2 separate regions of the Homo sapiens genome follow, and region 2 is linked to region 1. Evidence: chromatin contacts called from ENCODE Hi-C or POLR2A ChIA-PET data. All regions are on one chromosome and are shown on one strand. Each heading gives the region's core, a stretch centred on a gene start or an enhancer-like site at or near the end of the contact. The rest is flanking DNA. Distances are from core to core; before and after follow the strand shown.

Region 1 (7,486 bases), core at 1,107-3,606:
CTGCAGCTTTAGGTGCCCCCATCTTTCCTTCCCCTCAAGGGCGGTGCCTGGCTCCCTTGGCCTCCCCGCCCCTAGGGCATCTCTAGCCCCGGAACACTCCTGGGGTGTTTGTCTTTAACCAGAGTTTATTCATTTGTGTTTCCTGGTGATCAAGCTAGTTAGCTTTTTCTTGCCTTTTGGTAGGGCAGGGACTGCATGTAGTACAAATAGAACATTTTCATAAAAAGGATTTTTTTTTTCCTTTGGTAAATGCAGGGTGATTTTCATTTATTTTCTTTTTTTTGTTTAGAGACAGGGTCTCCCTATGTTGTCCAGGCTGGTCTCAAACTCCTGCCTCAAGCAGTCCTTCTGCTCAGCCTCCCAAAGTGCTGGGATTACAGGCGTGAGTCACTGCACCTGGCCAATTTGCAGGTGTTTTTTTTTTTTTTTTTTTTTTTGGAGACCGAGTCTCGCTCTGTTGCCCAAGCTGGAGTACAGTGGTGTGATCTTGGCTCACTGCAACCTCCCCCTCTGGGTTCAAGCGATTCTCCTGCCTTGGCCTCCCGAGTAGCTGGGATTACAAGCACCCACCACCATGCCCGGCTAGTTTTTGTGTTTTTAGTAGAAACGAGGTTTCGCCATGTTGGCCTGGCTGGTCTCAAACTCCTGATCTCAGGTGGTCCACCTCGGCTTCCCAGAGTGCTGGGATTATAGGCTTGAGCCAACACGCCCGGCCCCAATTTTCAGTTTTTAAGATCTGTGTAGGCCAATGATTCCCAGCAGACTCTCCTCGGGGAAGGTGCCTGCCCAAGCACCCAGCCCCAGGCAGGCTGCTGTAGTTAACATGGAGTCCTGCGAATCCGCATCTTCAGCCTGGGCAGAGCCAGGACAGATGTGCAGCTCCGGCTGACTGGCTGGTGGGGTGGGTGGGGTATCGCTGGGGTTTGACCGAGGCAGGTGACACCTGCCGTGTTCCACTGTGATTTGCAGGCCGGCCTTCCAGCATGTACTTCCAGACCCATGACCAGATTGGCATGATCAGTGCCGGCCCTAGCCACGTGGCTGCCATGAACATTCCCATCCCCTTCAACCTGGTCATGCCACCCATGCCACCGCCTGGCTATTTTGGACAAGCCAACGGGCCTGCTGCAGGTGAGCATCTGTGGCTGCGGCTGGGTGTGGCCCTCCTGAGAGCTCTTGAGGGTGTGCTTGTCTGCGAGGCCCTGGCCTCCTTCGGATCACCCTGGACTGCTGTCTTTCAGGGCGAGGCACCCCGAAAGGCAAGACTGGTCGTGGGGGACGCCAGAAGAACCGCTTTGGGCTTCCTGGACCCAGCCAGACTAACCTCCCCAACAGCCAAGCCAGCCAGGATGTGGCGTCACAGCCCTTCTCTCAGGGCGCCCTGACGCAGGGCTACATCTCCATGAGCCAGCCTTCCCAGATGAGCCAGCCCGGCCTCTCCCAGCCGGAGCTGTCCCAGGTGAGCCCGCCCCTGGGACGGGACTTACCTGAGTGAGGGTGGGGCTATGCACCTGAAACATTCCCTCTGAAGAGCCCCAGAGAGCTGGCCTGGCCCATGTCCACTGTCTGAATTACCTGTCCCTGGGCTGGGGTCATCAGAGTGGGTCTCCTGGGTCTTAGTTTGGGGACGGGTTTTCCATTCTTTTCTCTGGGGCTGCTGAGGGCTGGGTGGATGTGAGCACCCTTGGCCTGTGGCTTGCTTACCTCCTGACCTTGTCTTTCAGGACAGTTACCTTGGTGACGAGTTTAAATCACAAATCGACGTGGCGCTCTCACAGGACTCCACGTACCAGGGAGAGCGGGCTTACCAGCATGGCGGGGTGACGGGGCTGTCCCAGTATTAAAAGGCAAGCCCCCCTGGAGCAGGCCTGGCCCCACCCCAGCCTCAAGGAGAAGGATGGGAGGGGGCTCTCCCCAGGGAGCTGCACTGGAGGGGTGGTATCTGGAAATGTGTGCTGTGCCTGGTGGGGGTCATAGGCCCTCAGGGCCAGCTTGGCCTGTGCCCTTCACTGCTAGTCAGGGTGGCTCCTCACCCCACCCTACCCCATCCTGTCTGCTCCGGGGACCACCGCGGGACCTCAGTTTCCTCATCAGAGTCGGGGAGGGCAGCTCGGGCTCTCCCTCACTGTCCTGTGTGCTGGGTACCTGTGGGGCTCAGGTCGCAGCCTCTCACCGCCTCCTGCCCTTCTCCCTCCTGACAGGTGGCGGCGGAAGAGCTAAGCAACGTGGCTTAGTCCATCAGCATCTTATTCTGGGTAATAAAAAATAAAAATAAACGGATACCTGTTTTCCACTGCTAAAACTGAAGCACCACTGTGTGAGCAACAGGAAGGGAGAGCGCACGAGGGAGAGGAGCCGAGGCCGAGCGCCCCCTGCTGGCCCGCGGCGGCGAGGAGCAGAGGGAGCGGAGGAGGGGCCGGCCCGCGGGAGCCGCGGCCACCAGGAGGCCCCGCTCCGTCCCATCGGGGCTGCGGCCAGGGCGGAGGGAGGAAGACCCTCATCTCAGAGTAGCCCTTTCCTCTGTTCTTTTATTTCTTTTTCTCTTTGATTGAAAGGGGACTACGTCTTAGCAGGAAAAAAAACTTCGCATTTCTGTGCCCGAGCAGGCTCCTTGCAAAGACAGCAGCGTGCGGGGCAGAGCCCCGGGAGGGCGCGTCTGTCCACGCCTACCGGACGCGCCGAGGTCGCGCTGCCTGTGTTCTCCGAGGGCCTTCATTTAAAGAAAATAAGGGTGTTTTGGGTTTTTCTCTTTGTTTTTTTCAAGATTCTTTTAAAGGAGTACTGAAGAATACTTTCCTAAGTTTGTCTGTAAAATCTTAGCGGTGGACCTGGGAGATTTGAGAAGCTTCCAGAAACAGTTTAAACAAGCCAGCGCTACTGGAGAAGAGGAGCAACACCTGTGCCGCGGCCGGAGGAGTTTTGTTGTTGGTTTTAGCTTCCAGTGGCTTCTTTCTGCGGGGCATCAGGCTGCTGGGGTAGCCGCCCGCCGAGCCTGGAAGCTGCTCGTTCTCCGCTGGACTCAGAAGCCAAGCTGCTTCCCGCCTAGACTCGGCGCAGGGCCCCGCACCGGTGAGGAAGGTGCTTTTGGCCCCATTGCGAGGGGCCTTGGCCAGGACTGGCCCTGTGGCCAGGAGGCGAGAAGGTGGCTGTTCCCGGATTGACGGCTTTTTCCCGGGGGCCTTTGGAAGATTTGGTGGAAGGACAAGAGGGCCTGTCCCTGTCCCCGTCCCCAGGAGGTACCGACAGTCCCTGTGCTGGTTAGACACGGAGCGCTGCACACCGAAAGCCCAAATTGGGAGCTCTGCCTGCCGGCAACTTTGCTGATGGGGTGATTGCTGCTTCTGGGGGGTAAGGAAACAAGTTACAGAAATTACCGCGTTCTGTGTGAAGGGACTGAGGGTGTGGTGTCATTGGCAGAGGGTCATTTTAGGAGAGCTGCCCCAGCCCCTCGAACGCCTGGCTTGGGGTGTCATTCTGCCTGGCGGCCAGGCCTCCAGCTTCCCCTGCCCCGGGCCTGGGGCTGTCACTGGCCCTGATCCGAACACCTCCAGATTCCGGCTTCTACATGGGACAGACGGGGACGCACAGGCCACCTTCCTTCTGGCAGGGACTCTTATTTATTCCCATTGCTCTAGGGCTTTCGGTTTCCCCTTCTTCCGGTAGGCCGCGTAGAGGCATGCACCGGGTAGGTTTCCGCGGTGACCCCGCGGCGGCCTGAGGGACGCTCCCTGCCCCATCCCGGCTGTTGGGCTGGGCCGCTTTGCCTCTGCTTCGCCCTGTGCTGTGTTCTCCAGCTTTGTAGCAGCAGCCTTGACAAACCCAGGCGCACTGTACCAAGGCAATGTAACTTTTGATTTTCGGTCAATTTAAGTTCTTTTGTCACCAAATATTAATAAACAGTTTTGACTTCACACCAAGGTTGGATAAACTGCAGGGGGTGGAGGGTGCTGGGGTTTTGCCTTGGCTGAGTGACGGGTTGGGGTGTGAAGGAGGCCAGAGGGAGACAGGCAAAGCCCAGAAGGGACAGGTCTGCCTTGCAGGACTGAAGGGCGACCCCTGCCCCTGGGCCCTTCCCGTAGGCAGCACCTGGGCCTGTCCGGGCGGCTCCCCGGAGTGGCGCGTTAGGCCTCTGGCAGGTGGCCTGGAGGTGGAAAGGCCTATCCGATCACCAAGACTGAGGGGCGCCCTCCCCACCACCCAGGCAAGGAGTCCAAGGAGACCAGCGGAGCAGACCACGCGGCATTTATTGTTGGGCCCGCGTCCCTGCCCGCCCCGGGTTAGCGGCAGCCGCACTCGTCCACCACCATGTCCTCATACTGCCGCAGCACCACGTTGTCGCTGTTGTCAAAGAAGAGCACGGAGATGGGCGACAGGCGCGCGGGCACGCAGCAGGGCAGGTCGGCGGCTCCCGGGGCGGCCGCGTGCATGAGCGCGCGCAGCACAGCGTGGTTGAGCGCCGGCGGCCCCCCGGACCCCGACAGCGCGACGGGCAGCGCGCACTGACCCTGGCAGTAGTTGGCCAGGAAGCCGCGCGGCGCGATGACCCAGCGGTGCCAGCCCACCTCGCGGAAGCTCACGTACAGCCGCCGCGCGCGACAAGCGCCCCCGGGGCCGCCGCCCAACACGGGTTCGGCGTCGCGCCGCGGCCGGGCCAGGGGGTGGCACAGGCGCGGGTCGAGGGTCACCAGCAGCAGCGAGGCCTCGGCCAGGCGCGCGCAGGCGGCAGGGGCCCGGGGGCGTAGCGCCAGCGCCAGGCGGAGGCTGCGCGGCCATGAGGCGTTGCGAGCCCAAGCGGCGCCCAGCAGCTCCGCGCGCACTGGCGGCCCCAGGGCGGGCACCAACTGGCGGAGCAGCACCGGCCCGGGGTCCGCGCCCGCGCCCTGGCCCGCTTGCGCCACGCTCAGCTCCCAGCCGCCCTCCGGGGCTGCCGCCGCCGCCGCCGCGAAACGCAGCTCCAGGCGGGCCCGGCTCGGGCGCTCAGCGGGTTCCACAGCCGACAGGTCGAAGACGACTGTCCACTCAGGGCAATGCCCCGCGGCCGAGGCAGGCTCCGAGGCCCGGGTGGGCGCACCTGGGGAGGTAGGAACAGGAACTCGGCTCGCGCTGCGTCCCCGGCCTGCCCATGGGGTCTCGGTTAGGGACAGGGAGGAAGGTGAACGCTGGGGCTCGGGGCGCACCGTCTGTGGGAAGGGTGTGAAGCGGCGGGGTGGGCTGATGGAGTGGGGGCAGGGCATGAGTTCCAAGGAAGGCGCCCTGCGGGGTGCGGCGGGGGGGGTGGGCTGCCCTCGGCGGGGGGCATAGGAGGAGGGGTGGCCGAAGTGGGAGACATGAGCCAGAACCTGGGCCCCTGGGGAAGCCATGCTAGGGTGTGGGGATGGCATCTGCAGGAAGGCATTAGTGTCAAGAGGTGGGGGTGGGCATGGGGTGGGGACAGGGCTTCAGCATCAAGCAGAAGGACTGGTCTTGGGAACCCCCTGACATGTGTCCCCGGCGTGCAGCAGATGACGAGGAAAGGGTGAGGTGCGGTGGCCGAAGTTGCTAGTAGCCTGGACAGGGCGGGTGGGGACCCTCGGAGCTGCTCGGGCATCCCCGGGCCACTCTCGAGGCTCGCCCTGCGAGGTCTGGCCTCCAGGACCAGTGTCCCCAGCGAAAGCCCCACTCACCGCGGTCCGGGATGTGGCGCACGATGTTTCCGGCGACCCCCAGCTCCTCCACGTGGCACGGTTGCAGGGTGACCCCTGGGGACGTCCGCCGCGAGCCAGACCTGGTCTCCTGGGGGTCCCGGCGTCGAAACAGGCGCCACATGACCGGGGGAACCGGCCGGAGCCTGGGGGCACCCTGGGGCTCATCGCGCAGTCCTAGAGCCTGGAGCAGGGCGGCGGCTGGGCCTGGGGGCACGGGGGCGCGGGTCAGGGGCAGCGAGGGCAGCAGCAGGGCCAGGAGGAGGAGGAGGTGGTGGCCGCAGGGACCTTGCTGCGGCGGTGGCATCTTCCTCCCAGGCGATGACCAGAGAGTGCGCAGGGTCCGCGGCGGCCCGGGACCAGTGGGCTGAGGGCGGGGCCGGTGTCCCCGGAGGGGCAGGGGTCCTGGGGGGCGTGGCCGGGAACTGGAGGCAGGATGAGGGGGCGGGGTCCCAGGGGAGGTGGCGGCGGCCCTAGAGGAGCAGAGTTGGAGGGGGTGGAGGGGCGGCCAAGGACGGGGAGCGTGGCCGGGGTATTCGGGGTGGGGCCGGGTCCACGGGGGCGGGGCCGAGGGGTTCAGAAGCGCTTGTCCTTCACCAGGCCGTTCCTCAGTGGCTTCCTGGGGGTCAGAACCGGCGCAGGTTAGCCTGGGAGCCCCACGCGGCCGCCTGGCCCTCTTTCCCGCTTCTTCTCTGGCCGTTTCACACCCCCTGGCTCCTTTTACCCGGCCAGGCCCGGGCCTCGCCTTGTGGCTTCCTCCTCGCCTTCACCCTGCCCCTCCTTGCCTTCACCCTGCCCCTCCTTCAACCTGCCCCGTAGGCACGTATGTCCCCCCTGGCACCCTGGCACTTCCTCCTTGCTTCCCCCTCTCCAATTAAACCTTCCTCTTCCCCTCCTCCCTGCCTCTCCAGGCCGCTGGAGGGCAAAACCCACGTACCGGCCTGGGCCTGACAACTCCACCGCCTCCACAGTGGGACCCTGCACATCCTCCTCTCCTCTGCCACCCACCCCACGAAGGCTAGTCCTTGACTCCAGTGGCCCTGGCTGGCATCTGCTGTCTCCACCTACTTCCCTTCCATGTTCTTTTATTTTCCTTTTTTTTTTTTGGTCTTACTCTGTGGTCCAGGCTAGAGCTGTGGCACAACCTCCAAGGCTCAATGGATCCTCCCACCTCAGCCTCCAGAGTAGCTGGGATTACAGGGGCACGCCACCACTCCCAGCAATTTTTTTTTTTTTTTTTTTTTGAGACAGAATCTTGCTCTGTTGCCTAGTCTGGAGTGTGGTGGCACAATCTCAGCTCACTGGAACCTCTGCCTCCTGAGTTCAAGCGATTCTCCTGCCTCAGCCTCCTGAGTAGTGTGGTGGCACCTGCCACCACACCCAGCTAATTTTTGTATTTTTAGTAGAGACAGGGTTTCACCATATCACCCAAGCTGGTCTTGAACTCCTGACCTCAGGTGATCCGCCCACCTTGGCCTCCCAAAGTGCTGGGATTACAGGCGTGAGCCACCGTGCCTGGCCCCAGCTAACTTTTTTTATTGTTTGTTGAGATGAGGTCGCTATGTTGTAGAGGTGAGGTTGCTATGTTGTCCAGGCTGGTCTCAAACTCCTGGGCTCAAGCAGTCAGCCCTCCTCCGCCTCCCAAAGGGCTTCTGTCACTTTAATTCGCTCTTCTCTTAGGCTGAAGCTCAGCTTCTCTGCATGCATTTCACAGCCAACTGGCTGTCCCCATCCAAGGACTGTTGGTCTTTATCTGAGAGGAGATAAGCCTTGCTTGGACCTCCCATCTGTCACTTGTCTTCTGA
Region 2 (7,596 bases), core at 4,850-7,349, 120 kb after region 1:
GCTACTCGGGAGGCTGAGGCAGGAGGATCACTTGAACCCGGGAGGTGGAGGTTGCAGTGAGCCGAGATGGCACCACTGCACTCCAGCCTGGGCAAAAGAGTAAGACCCTGTCTCAAAAACAAACAAACAAACAATTTATTATCATTATTATAATTTAAGATGGCATCTCAAGCGACAGAATGGGCCTTCGTCTCAAAAAAAAAAGAGCCTGAGCAACATAACAAGACCCCGTCTCTGCAAAAATATAAATAAAATTAGCCAGGCGTGCTGGATACACCTGCGGTCCTAGCTATTCAGGAGGCTGAGGTGGGATCGTTTGAGCCCAGGAGGTCGAGGCTGCAATGAACTATCATTGCACCAATGCATTCCAGCCTGAGCGATAGAGTGAGATCCCACCTAAACCGCATTTATTGAGTATCCACTGTGTGCCAGGCACTGAGCTGGGTGCTAGAACAGAGCCCAGAGTGGGAGAAACAGCTATAAACAGACGATCATAGTGCCAGGGGAATGCTTCTTTTTTTTCTTTTTCTTTTTTTTTTTTTCTGTTTTTTTTGAGATGGAGTCTTGCTCTGTCACCCAGGCTGGAGTGCAGTGGCATGACCTCGGCTCCCCGCAACCTCCACCTCTCAAGTTCAAGTGATTCTCCTGCCTCAGCATCCTGAGTAGCTGGGATGACAGGCGCGCGCCACCACGCCTGGCAAATTTTTTTTTTTTTTTTTTTTTGAGACGGAGTCTCACTGTATCGCCCAGGCCGGAGTGCAGTGGTGTGATCTTGGCTCACTGCAAGCTCTGCCTCCCAGGTTCATGCCATTCTCCTGCCTCAACCTCCTGCGTAGCTGGGACTACAGGCACCTGCCACCATGCCCGGCTAATTTTTTGTATTTTTAGTAGAGATGGGGTTTCACCATGTTAGCCAGGATGGTCTTGATCTCCTGACCTCGTGATCTGCCCACCTCGGCCTCCCAAAGTGCTGGGATTACAGAAGTGAGACACCGCGCCTGGCCATTTCTGTATTTTTAGTAGAGACAGGGTTTCACCATGTTGGTCAGGCTGGTCTCAAACTCCTGACCTCGTGATCCGCCCACCTTGGCCTCCCAAAGTGCTGGTATTACAGGCGTGAGCCACCGTGCCCAGCCTGGATGTTTCTCTTATAGCACAGAGAGGGGAGAGATGTAGCATTTTATGAACCTTTGAAGAATGGAGGAGGGGGTGTGGGTGTTGGGTTTTGGGGGATGAATATGAGTTTGCCAAGTTGAAGGTGGGGGCTGACCATGAACTGAACTTTATGGAATCTAACCAACACAACAAAATAAATCTAATTTTCAAAATGAAAATGAAAATGAGCATATTCTCCTTTGTTGGCGTGAACTGCAGGAATGTTTATATGTGGACACTTCACAGGCCAGCCTGCACCAGGCCTGGCTCATGCCGGCCAGTTCCTTCCTGAAGCTATTCATGTCTGCTGCAAAGATGGGATTAAAAACAGCATGTTGGCCTCTTCATTCATTAGGAGAGTGGAGAAATGGGAAAATTTGGGCTGCCCAAACTCCTCATGATCTATGAGGATAAACAGAAAGTTCAACGCCAGCCCTGACTGAGGACCCCCCACAAGGACTTATCTTCTATGTTTTTCTTTTCTTTTTTTGAGATGGAGTCTAGGTCTGTTGCTCAGACTGGAGTGCAGTGGCATGATCTCAGCTCACTGCAACCTCCACCTCCTGGGTTCAAGTGATTCTCCTGCCTCAGCCTCCTGAGTAGCTGGGATTACAGGCTTGTGCCACCACTCCTGGATAATTTTTGTATTTTAGAGATAGGGTTTCGCCACGTTGGCCAGGCTGGTCTCGAACTCCTGACCTCAAGCAATCCGCCCGCCTCGGCCTCTCAAAGTGCTAGGATTACGGGCGTGACCCACCACGCCCAGCCTCCTTGCTCTCTGAATCTGGATCTCACTTTCTGTAAATCCAATGTGACCTTTGGCTGTTTACTGAGTACAAGACGCTCCTGATGACCCATTTTACAGATGAGGAAATTGGGGCTCAGAGAAGGCGAGAGAGCAGAGACTGGGATTCAGTGAGGAGGGTCCCAGGGGGCCTGATGATGATGATGATTATTATTATTATGGAGACTTGCTCTTTTTGCCCAGGCTAGAGCGCAGGGGCGTGATGTCGGCTCACTGCAACCTCTGCCTCCAGGGTTCAAGTGATTCTCCTGCTTCAGCCTCCTGAGTAGCTGGGATTACAGGTGTGTGCCAGCATGCCCAGTTAATTTTTGGGTAAAGACAGTGTTTCACCATGTTGGCCAGGCTGGTCTTAAACTCCTGACCTCAAATGATCCACCTGCCTCGGCCTCCCAAAGTGCTGGGATTACAGGCATGAGCCACCCGCACCCAGCCAGGCCTGAATTTTTTTAAAGACAGGGTCTTCCTATGTTGTCCAGGCTGAAGTGCAGTGGCACAATCATGGCTCGCTGCAGCTTTGAGCTCCTGGGCTTTAGTGATCCTCTCACCTCAGCTTCTCAAGTAGCTGGAACTACAAGGAATGGGCTACCACACCTGGCTAGATTTTTAAATTTTTTATAGAGACTGGGTCTCCCTATGTTGCCCAGGCTGTTCTCCAACTCCTGGGCTGAAGTGATCCTCCCACTTTGGCCTCCCAAAATGCTGGGATTACAGGTGTGAGCCACTGCACCTGATTGATGGTGAGTTTGAAGTGGAAGGTGTTTGAAGGGGTGAAAGTGTCCATCAGAAAGCAGCTGGCCAGGCGTGGTGGCTCATGCCTGTAATCTCAATCCCAGCACTTTGAGAGGCTGAGGTGGGCGGATCACCTGAGGTCGGGAGTTCAAGACCAGACTGATCAACATGGAGAAACCCCATCTCTACTAAAAACACAAAATTAGCTGGGCATGGTGGCGCATGTCTGTAATCCCAGCTACTCAGGAGGCTGAGGCAGGAGAATCGCTTGAACCCGGGATGCGGAGGTTGTGGTGAGCCGAGATCACGCCATGGCACTCCAGCCTGGGCAACAAGAGCAAAACTCTGTCTCAAAAGAAAAGAAAGCAGCTGAGACCAATATAGCTAAGGAGTGAAGAGCTGGGTTCCGATTCTGATTCTGCCCACTTGCAGGGGCTCTTCCTAGTCCTTCTGTGAACAGCATCTTGTTGTGCTTGGGGTCTTTCCCCCTTCTTAGCCAATGAAGCCCTAGCTATCAGTGTATTGTAGCCCTCTGGCCACTGTGATTGGTTCAGAGACAGGCATATGCCCCGGGCTGGGGCAATAATAGACAATCTTGGTGTCTGTGCCACCCCTATCAGACAACAGAGCTCTTGTGATGTTGCTTAAATGGGTAAGGCTAGGCTCCGAGTTGCTGGCCACCATCTTGCCTGCCTGTAAACAAAGGACAGCAAAGCCAAGAAATAGAGAGAGAGGCTGGTGGTTTTGGTTGAGTGCCTTGATCCAGCTGATCCTGAAGGTGTCCTTTCCAATTCCATCCACCAATTAATTCCCTTTTTGGCTTTATGCAGCCCAAAGAGTTCCCATGTATTCAGCCCTTAGTGCTGCAGAGACAGCACTATAAACATGTCAGTTACTTCATTCATTAGGAGAGCAGAGAAATTGGAAAATTGAGGCTGCCCTCATTGCTGTCTATGAGGATAAACAGAAAGTCAAAGACCAGGCAGGCTGTAGTGGCTCCTGCCTGTAATCTTAGCACTTTAGGAGGCTGAAATAAGCGGATCACTCAAGCCCAACAGTTTGTGACCAGCCTGGGCAACATAGTGGACCCTGTCTCTACAAAAAGAAAAAAAAAAAAAAAATTAGCCAGGCATGGTGGTGCATGCCTGTAGTCCCAGCTACTTGGGAGGCTGAAATGGGAGGATCACCTGAGCTCAGGGAGGTTGAGGCTGCAGTGCCACCGCACTCCAGCCTGGGTGACAGAATGAGACTCTGTCTCAAAAAAAAAAAAACAAAAAAAAAAAACAGCTAAAGACCAGCCCTAAGAACTGAACTTTCTGGAAATGGCTTGGACGTCCCACCTGCCTGCCCCAGAGAGTTGTTAACCAACGTCTCTGGGCCTCAGTTTCCTCGTCTGTAAAGGGAGCTGTGGTTGCCTAAGGTGAAAGGAGCACAGGTGCCAAGCGTTCTTTGCCATGCCTGGCGCTATAAGATATCCAGTGCTATCTAGGGATGCCCCCCGGGTGCCCACCCTGGACTCCTGCTTACTTGGACTTGGATAAAAGAAGGTTTTCTGGCCAGGTGCAGTGGTTCATGCCTGTAATCCCAACACTTTGGGAGGCAGAGGCGGATGGATCATCTGAGGTCAGGAGTTCAAGACCAGCCTGAGCAACATGGTGAAACCCCATCTCTACTAAAAATACAAAAATTAGCCAGGTATGGTGGTGCCTGCCTGTAGTCCTAGCTACTTGGGAGGCTGAGGCAAAATAATTGCTTGAAACTGGGAGGTGGGGGTTACAGGGGGTTGCAGTGAGCCCAGATTGAGCTGCTGTACTCCACCAGCCTGGGCAACAGAGTGAGACTCTGTCTCAAAAAAAAAAAAAAAAAAAAAAAAAAAAAAAAAAGAAGAAGAAGAAGAAGAAGGTTTTCTGCGTTCTGAGGGACTTAGTTGCTCCCAGACATCTCTGCCTCTTGCAACAACCTGCCAAGAACGTGGAGAGCCAGAAAGGAGAGGGTGAACATCTCTGGACTGAAACAGGGAAACTGTCAAAGGCTCTAGAGTAGGCAGGTGGGACGTCCAAGCCAGAAAGGACAGGTTTGCTCTGGGTTCCTTGCAAGTGACCTCCATGGGGTTCGGGGCTGAGACGGAGCCTACAACGTTGTCTAAGGCCACATTTCAGACAACTGCCAGAGAATGGTTGTTTTACCAAATAGCTGGCCAGCACACGGGGTCTATGTCTCTGTGTCTTTTGGCTAGGTTATTCACACCCCACCCTCGTCAGCTGTCAGGGTTACCCTGGGGAATGTCAATTCCAGGCACTTCTGGTTCCAGTGGGCATTCAGGCAAAGGGTGCTCCAGCAGCCCAGGGTAGCCCTGATACCCTGCACAGGTGCCTGCCATTAAATGGGGCTGGAACCGAGGGGTATAGATGGAACAGTTCAGAATTGCTTTCATTCCTGCCCTGCCCTTCCAGACTGCTCTTTTAAAAGGTGTAAATCAGGCCAGGCATGGTGATACATGCCTGTAGTCCCAGCTACTCAGGAGGCTAAGGCTGGAGGATCATTTCAGCCCAGGAGGTCAAGGCTGCAGAGAGCTATGATCATGCCACTGTACTCCAGCCTGGGCTACAGAGTGAGATGCCGTCTTAAAAATAATAATGATAATGATGATAAATTTTTTGTTTGTTTTTGAGACAGAGTCTTACTCTGTCACTCAGGCTGGAGTGCAGTGACGCCATCCCGGCTCGCTGCAACCTCCACTTTCCGGGTTCAAGTGATCTTCTCGCCTCAGCCTCCCGAGTAGCTGGAACTATGTGTGTGTACCACCATGCCTGGCTAATTTTTGTATTTTTAGTACAAACGGAATTTTGCCGTCTTGCCCAGGCTGGTCTCAAACTCCTGACCTCAAGCGATCCGTCTGCCTTGGCCTCCCAAAGTGCTGGGATTACAAGCATGAGCCACCGCACCATGACAAAAGCCCCTCTCTACTAAAAAATACAAAAATTAGCTGGGCATGGTGGCGCGTGCCCATAGTCCCGGCTACTCAGGAGGCTGAGGTGGGAGGATTGCGTGAATCTTGGAGGTGGAGGTTGCAGTAAGCCGAGATGGCACCACTACACTCCAGCCTGGGCGACAGAGTAAGACCCTGTCTCAAAACGAAAACCAACAAATAAAAATGTGTGGTGAATGAATGAATGAATGAATGAGTGAACAGACAAGATGTAAAAAGCCGATCAGAGCCTCTGCCAAGGAGATGTCAGAGGGTTTTTCACAGCAGCCTTTGAACAATGGCCCTGGGAGGAAGCCAGGCTTATTTCCCCATTTGACACAGGAAGAAACTGTCTTGGTTCAAATCTGATCCTTTTTTCTCCTAAGACCACAGCTGCCTCCGAAACAAAGGCCGACAATTGCTGCCAGCAAGTGCTTTGCTGTTTTTACTTCCTCTAAACATTCTTCAGTGGATTTTCCTTTCAAACTGGTTGTAAGGAGGCACATGGCTGGGTGTTGGTGGGGGGTGGCACCCCTGCCCGGACCCCACACGCTTCCCTACCACGTGGCCGGTTTGGAGTAGACCCATCTTTGTGCTGAAACACAGCCCAACATTGCCATATACGGGGGGCTTGTCTACATTTTACAAGATTTTTACAAAAATGATGCTACACTTTGCAAATGGATTTATTTTTTTTGAGACAAGGTCATACTCTGTCACCCAGGCTGGAGTGCAGTGGTACAATCACAGCTCACTGCAGCCTTGACCTCCCGGGCTCAAGTGATCCTTCCTCCTCAGCCTCCCAAGTAGGTGGGACTACAGGCATGTGCCACCATGCCCGGCTAGGGTTTCTTTTTTTTTTAATAGAGATGGGGTCTTGTTACGTTGCCCAGGCTGGCCTTGAATTCCTGGCCTCAAGCAGTGCTCTTTCCTCTCCCTCCTAAAGTGCTGGGATTGCAGGTGTGAGCCACCACGCCCAGCTTGGAACATCTTTATTTTAAGATGAGCATGCTGGGGCCTCAGGGAGTGAAGTGAATTTTCCAAAGTCACTCGTTGTGACCAGGACACTGGAGTCAAGGCCCTTTCATCATGTCATGGGGTCTAGGTAAGGACTCAGGAAACTTCATTTATTTATTTATAGATAGAGTTTTGCTTTTGTAGCCCAGGCTGGAGTACAGTGGTGCGATCTCGGCTCACTGCAACCCCCGCCTCCTGGATTCACGCGATTCTCCTGCTTCGGCCTCCGGAATAGCTGGGATTACAGGCATGCACCACCACACCCAGCTAATTTTTGCATTTTTAGTAGAGACGAGGTTTCACCATGTTGGCCAGGCTGGTCTCGAACTCCTGACCTCAGGTGATCTGCCTGCCTCGGCCTCCCAAAGTGCTGGGATTACAGGCGTGAGCCACCACGCCTGGCCTTTGTTTTAAGGAGGAGGAGTCAGCCAATGGGATGCCTCAAGGACTGGGTCCACTGACACAGAACAATGGAAACAGATCAGCGATGTCTGAGTTCACAGCATGCGGGTGCTGCTCCTAAGAACCCTTCTGTAGATGCTACTGTTCTCCCCATTTGCAAATGAGGAAGCTGACACTCAGAGATGTGGATCACCCGCCCCAGGTTACACAGCACAGAGAGGACATGTTAGGACTGAGGATTCAAATTCTTAAGGTTTGCTTTCCTCCTGGCAAAAGCAAGTCATGAAGGCGTGGAAGCTGAAATCTCGAGGCTAACGCTCCCCTTTTCACACCTGGCCACAAGCTGCAAGAACTGGGAGTTGGTGCTCCCATGAGTCCAACCTGAGGATTCGCTGGAGAAAAATTCAGCCAAGAAAAGCTCAGCTCGTGAGGTCCCCCTCCTGGGCTGTGAAGGAAGCGGATAGTGCCAGTCATTACAGAGCCGCAATTCCTGAGTGTTAAAGTTCTCAGGGCCATGAGT

What was found. A loop is a pair of places that touch in the nucleus more often than their neighbours do. ChIA-PET counts read pairs that join two places held with the same protein, here RNA polymerase II (POLR2A). Pooled maps may share reads with other maps.
Region 2: a loop to region 1 is called in a map of mammary epithelial cell, with 16 times the contacts of the local background. The contact joins two enhancer-like sites. A Hi-C loop is called at or near these places in 4 of 168 maps with a recorded cell type or tissue (OCI-LY7, chondrocyte, endothelial cell of umbilical vein and 1 more), 2 of 37 single-sample maps with no recorded cell type and 9 of 50 pooled maps. POLR2A ChIA-PET finds 5 or more read pairs at or near these places in 6 of 52 experiments (GM12878, H1, T-cell and 3 more).

What each region holds. Positions count from the first base shown.
Region 1 is chr19:18,864,320-18,871,805 of GRCh38, forward strand. It overlaps UPF1 (UPF1 RNA helicase and ATPase), which reads left to right. Exons shown (of 24, transcript NM_002911.4): 21 at 970-1,131; 22 at 1,242-1,459; 23 at 1,725-1,847; 24 at 2,202-3,911. The coding sequence ends at 1,844. CERS1 (ceramide synthase 1) reads right to left here. Exons shown (of 8, transcript NM_021267.5): 7 at 5,664-6,300; 8 at 4,226-5,071. The coding sequence ends at 6,258. GDF1 (growth differentiation factor 1) reads right to left here. Exons shown (of 8, transcript NM_001492.6): 7 at 5,664-6,300; 8 at 4,226-5,071. The coding sequence starts at 5,988. The coding sequence ends at 4,278. Among named protein-coding and RNA genes, the nearest start is that of CERS1, 28 kb to the right of the region's middle. RefSeq lists a silencer at 2,297-2,496. Within about 2 kb of position 2,357, at least 2 of the 41 ENCODE cell types and tissues checked have a DNase peak (open chromatin) inside an H3K27ac peak, as active enhancers do.
Region 2 is chr19:18,979,417-18,987,012 of GRCh38, forward strand. No RefSeq gene overlaps it. Among named protein-coding and RNA genes, the nearest start is that of HOMER3, 42 kb to the left of the region's middle. Within about 2 kb of position 6,100, at least 6 of the 41 ENCODE cell types and tissues checked have a DNase peak (open chromatin) inside an H3K27ac peak, as active enhancers do.